Regions from separate parts of the Homo sapiens genome. Here region 2 is linked to region 1. Evidence: chromatin loops called from intact Hi-C (ENCODE). Cell type or tissue: IMR-90. All regions are shown on one strand. Links, peaks and the distances in the headings refer to the core of each region. The heading gives the core; the rest is flanking DNA.

Region 1 (2,922 bases), core at 166-2,665:
TGGATAGTTGAATATTCTTTTGAAAGTTTTCTAGAGATACAGAAACAACAGAAACTGCTTTGGGGATGAAAAAAATTAGCACAAATATTAACAGAAATGCTGTAAAAATGAGTGCTGTAAGGATCACGATTTTAGATTTGTGACCTCCTTACTGAGGTCCTTTTCCCCTTTGGGGGTAGGGGTGGCTGAATGGTCAAATGCATATACTTAACCTACAGACTCCGCTTCTGAGGATGGCAGTTTGCAGGTTTCCTGCCATCTACCAGTGTATTCAAACCTCAAACCATCCACTTTCCCCTTTAAAACTTCATTGTGGGTATTCTAAAAATAAGATATATTCTCTTATATAACCATAGCACAGTTATCAACTTCAGGAAATTTAATTTAATTTTTTTTTTTTTTTTGAGACAGAGTTTCACTCTTGGTTGCCCAGGCTGGAGTTTAATGGCATGATCTCGGCTCACTGCAACCTCCACCTCCCAGGTTTAGGCAATTCTCCTGCCTCAGCCTCCCGAGTAGCTGTTATTACAGGCACCCGCTACCACACTTGGCTAATTTTTGTATTTTTAGTAGAGATGGGGTTTCACCATGTTGACCAGGCTGGTCTTGAACTCCTGACCTCAGGTGATCTGCCTGCCTCAGCTTCCCAAAGAGCTGGGATTACAGGTGTGAGCCACCGTGCCCAGCCAGGAAATTTAATATTAATTTCATTATGTTATCTAATCTATAATTCATGTTCGAATATTATCCACTGTCCCCATAATGCCCATCAGAGCATTGTTTTTCCTTCCCTCCAGAATCCAGTCGAGAGCCACAGTTTGCATCTAGTTGTCATTTAATCTCCTCTACTCTCAAATGGTTTCCCAGCCTCTCTTTATCTTTTATGACATTGATAATTTACAAATTATCAATTTGTAAAATTGATTGAAAGTTCCTCAGTTTGGGTTTGTCTGGTGTTTCCTCATGATTACATCTAGGTAGATTTTGAGGGCTTTTCCGTGAAAAGCCAAAAATCACAGATTCTTCCAATGTTTTCCCATTTCATTCAGAATGAAATGGGCACACTTTACCAAGCCCTGCAAGTCCCCGTGAGGCCTGTCTTTTTAGCCTCCTCCCGACCGGACTCTGGCTCACTCAGCCTCTGGGTCTTTGCACCTGCTGTTCCTCTTCCTGGCATGCTCTTCGTTCAGGGTCTTCGCCTGTCTCACTCCCTTCTTCATTCAGATACATTTCACCACACACTGCATGATCAACTCAGATTCCCATCCCCAGCATTCTTTCAATGTTCAGAGCCCTCCCTTCCTGCCAGACTTCTGACAGCCTGCCTCTTCCTGTCCCTCCCCTAAGAGTGGACGTGTGCGTAACACGGACTAATACTTGCTCTTTGGAACTAGCCTGGTGTCCCTTCAGTGCCATGTCAGGGATGGAGTTTGTAGGTAAAGCACTATTAATTTACAAGACAGTGACATCTAGTGGACCAGCTGGGACCAGCTTTGAGCTAAAGGCTCTTGATACCCCTAACGATCCAAAGACAAAATAAAAAAAACAAAAAAACAACAAAAAGCACCACCTTGATTTCTGGATAGAGTCTAAGGTGAGATCTGGAGAATCTAGTGAGGTTCCTGTGGAGATGTGACGTGGCCATTGATGGGTTAAAGATATCTGAAGATTCAGGTTTCTGTTATGTGTGTGTGATGGTGAGGGGAGTAGAGGGCAGGCCTAATAGGAGAAAAATAAGACACACTGGTGTGTGAGACCACTAAGGCTAGTATAAATTCATTTTTCAAGAGATCAATTTCTCATTCAAAAGGTTATGAACATGAAATTAGTTGTATGCTCTCGCCAAGTGATGGTGATGATTCAAAATTGAAGAATTCATTAAGTGTACTCAGCTAGGGAAAAATTAGTAAAATTTCCTATTTATTTATACTTTGCAATATAAATACAGGCTGGGCATAGTGCCTCATGCCCATAGTCCCAGCTACTCAAGAGGCTGAGATGGGAGGATCGCTTGAGCCCAGGAAGTTGAGGCTGCAGTGAGCCATGATCACACCACTGTGCTCCAGCCTGGGTGACAGAGTGAGACCCTTTCTTTACATAAAAAAATTAAATATAAATATAAATACAGTTGACCCTTGAACAGAGTGGGGTGTTAGGGATGCCAACCCCCCATGCAGTCAAAAATTCAGGTATAGATTTTGGTTCACCAAAAACTTAACTAGTAATAGCCTACTTTTGACGGGAAGCCTTACTGATAATATAACGGTCAATTAACACATATTTTTATGTGTATTATATACTAGATTATTACAATAAAGTAAGCTAGAGAAAAAATGTTAAGAAAATTGAGGAGCAAGAAGAGGAGGCGTTGGTCTCAGGGGTGGCAGAGGTGGGGGAAAAATCTGTGTGTAAGTGGATCCTTGCAGCTCAAACCTGTTATTATTCAAGGGTCAATGGTAAACCAAATGCTTGAATATTGAGACATTACCTAAAAAGCGAGCTTTATTTTTTTTTATTTTTTGAGATGGAGTCTCACCCTCTCACCCAGGCTGGAGTGCAGTGGCACGATCTTGGCTCACTGCAACCTTCGCCGCCCCAGTTCAAGCAACTCTCCTGTCTCAGCCTCCCAAGTAGCTGGGATTACAGGCGACCACCACAACACCTGGCTAATTTTTGTATTTTTAGTAGAGATGGGGTTTCACCATATGGGCCAGGCTAGTTTTGAACTCCTGACCTCAAGTGATCCACCTGCCTTGGCCTCCCAAAGTATTGGGATTACAGATGTGAACCACTGCACCCAGCCAAAAAAGCAAGCTTTAAAATGCAATATAAAGAAATATTTTAATTACAATTACAAATTCAATCAATTTGCATTTCAATGAGTAATGTGCAAGAGTGCAGTTTTCTCATATACCAACAAAC
Region 2 (2,922 bases), core at 318-2,817, 320 kb after region 1:
ACAGTTTGAAGTAATGCGGAACCAAAGTTGGTTCAGTATTAACTGAGCAACAATGAGCGGGTCTCTGGGCCTCAGTTGCCTTATCTGTAAATGAGAAGGTTGAACTACATGAGCTTTGAAGACCCTTTCACCCTTTCAGACATTTTTCATAATTTGGTATGACTTAGCATAAGTGATACAAGCCCTGTGATTCCATGTGAAGACCTCATTTTTTTATTTTTATTTTATTATTTATTTATTTATTTATTTATTTATTTATTTTTGAGACAGAGTCTCCCTCTGTCACCCAGGCTGGAGTGCAGTGGCGCGATATCCGCTCACTGCAACCTCTGCCTCCCAGGTTCAAGCGATTCCCATCCCTCAGCCTCCCAAGTAGCTGGGATTACAGACGTGCGCCACCATGCCCAGCTAAACCTTTTTGTATTTTTGGTAGAGATGGGGTTTCACCATCTTGGCCAGGCTGGTCTCGAACTCCCGATCTCAGGCGATCTGCCTGCCTTGACCTCCCAATGTGCTGGGATTACAGGCGTGAGCCACAGCTCCTGGCCCACGCCTCATTTCTTAGTCCTCCATCTAAGAAATATACCCAGCCTCCACACCTTCTAAGCAGAGGACTTTCCTCAAAATATCTAAAAGATGAATTATTACACATCCAAACATTCAATTCAGCAATAAGAAATGTCACAGGCCAAAAAGAGTCCCACATTCCGGAACATCAGAAGCTGATAAGCATTTTCATCTGTTTTGGACTAATTAGTAAGCTCAATATTTCGTTATGGTCATTTTGTTATGAATTGAGAGTGATTCTTGAGTATAACCACATGTGATCTGAAATCATCTCTTCCTCCTTGGTTTTCCTTTTTAACTTTGCATATCTAATGCCTGTATTGTTACAATCAGAGGAATTTGAAATCAAACACAACCTCAGCTGGTTGTTAGGAATCCAGGAGGAGAGAAGGGAGGGTGGCCCCAGGACTGCCTCTGAGGCTTGAGAGGTTGCAATCCACTGGCTTCAGGCTCAGTGAGACAAGCTGTCTGGCTAATGGACATTCAGTCACTTTGATTTTCTCTTTGAAAATATGTAGCCGGAGCCAGTTTAGTCACCCCAGGGAGTCTGTAGCCTCAATAGGGAGACAAATTAAGGAAATGTTGGCTCCAATAGTAATTAGCTTGCCAGTCTTTATTTTTCAACTTTTGTTTATTTTCTGATAACGTGACCGTGACCCCTGGCATCACTTATTACAGGTCAGTGTCAGATGGCCAGGTGTTTCATATTACTTTCAAGCTCCACTAATCCATAGATCAGCGGTTCTCAACCTTGCAATTACCTGGGGAGCTTTTTTAAAAATGCTGATACTGTTGCCTTGCCATCCCCAGACGGGTGGTGTGCAGCAGAATTCATATTTTAAAAGCCCTCCAGGTGATTGTAATGTGCCTCCGGGGTTGGATATTACAGCCAGAACACAAATCTGCACGATCAACTTTTAAACACAAACATGCTTTGTTCATTTCTAACACTGCCCATATAAAATATTTCAGGAACATTGTTTGGTTTTTCTAAGATATCTAAGGCATTACAACTTCTAATGCTTAGGATAGACGTCCTGGTCAACTTCAGGAAAAATTAGAGCTTCATGCCCCCATGTGGCTAATCAATAATATTGCACCTTTAAAATCTGAACAAGTTGAAGAAAAAATGTTAAGTGATACCATCCTAGGCTTTTCCCAGAAGTGTGACCACAGCATTAGTTGAGAGGATTGAAAACATGCAGCGACATCTACCCCAATTTCTAAGTAAACTGTTAATGTAGCATATGTGAGATTATTTGTAGCTCCATGTTGACATTATTGTAGACAAATTACAAGGTGGATGTGAACCCGTCATCAGAGTAGGTTTTATGTTCCAGGTCTACATATACAAAAGGTATGAGTCCTTGTTTATCTTTAAACCCTTGAGAGCTGTATTGAAAAGGTGATGTAAGGTCCCAACCCCACATATCTGATTTTGTAGAGAACTGAATCATAGTAATACCGACAATAAATAACATAAAAATGAGTACTGTGAATAGAGCTCTTAACATAAGCTGGGCACTGTTCTGGGAACCTACATATCTTATCACTGGCTCCTCGTAGCAGCTCCAAGTGATAGGTGCTGTTACCTTTTTACCGTTCAAAGAATGGGCATTCACAGAAACCATGACTTGTCCAATTTAAAAGGTACTAGTTAGCAGCATCAGTATTCAAGTTCTGATCATGTAACTCCACCAGCGCCTACTCTCCTTACTACCATGCTGTGTACTTCTGCGTCAGAGGAGCTTCAAGTCTTCTGGATAATGTTAATCTTGGTTCACTGTGTTCTGACAGTTCCACAAAGGAACAGAAAACAGCCCAGGAATTTGCATGTAACAGGTCACTCCGCAGAGCTTCTGCCCTGGAGCCTGGCCGACAGATAGCTCTCAGGTGTTCTCAACAGAATTCCCAATAGCAGGCTCACTGCGTGCACCCACTCCTCCAAAACGGCCAGCTGGGACCCAGTTGAGTTCGTGGTCTCTTCGCACAGCAATCTGAAAGACCTAAGGCAAGTTACTGTCTCTCTCTGGATCTCACTGTCATCTACAAAAGAGATTGAACTAAAGATACGTTCTAACATTCCATGATCTAAATGAAATAGTCGAGAATCTGGTAAAGAGGTTTATCTTATCATGAAGCTGTTGAATTGGTTAATCACATTAACACTTGGAAAATTTAACTGAGTATGTAAAAGTAAAAGTGGACAGAAACATGAGCTTTTAACTTTTGTTCATGGCGGCCCCGCTCTGCCAACAGGGCTAGATTCTTAAAGGTGAATTGAAAATTGTTAAACAGATATCCTCACTTACTTTGCATTCTCAGTGCCTGACACAGGACCTGGCTAACAGCAGA

What was found. Hi-C counts contacts between places; a loop is a spot of excess contacts. Peaks named below come from ENCODE experiments on the same cell type or tissue, not always from the same donor. Only the 100,000 strongest peaks of a DNase experiment are listed, where the experiment ranks them.
Region 2: it touches region 1 in a loop (6-fold over the local background); 3 of 110 quality-filtered maps call a loop at or near these places.

The regions. Positions count from the first base shown.
Region 1 is chr18:59,781,808-59,784,729 of GRCh38, reverse strand. No RefSeq gene overlaps it. Among named protein-coding and RNA genes, the nearest start is that of CCBE1, 86 kb to the right of the region's middle. RefSeq lists an enhancer at 1,519-1,578. In IMR-90, for the core only: a CTCF peak has its summit at 1,474 (motif pointing left); a DNase peak (open chromatin) is centred at 1,429.
Region 2 is chr18:59,458,276-59,461,197 of GRCh38, reverse strand. The region is part of intron 5 of CCBE1 (collagen and calcium binding EGF domains 1); the gene reads left to right. Among named protein-coding and RNA genes, the nearest start is that of LMAN1, 100 kb to the right of the region's middle. In IMR-90, for the core only: a CTCF peak has its summit at 1,636 (motif pointing left); a DNase peak (open chromatin) is centred at 1,617; H3K27ac peaks cover 897 bases.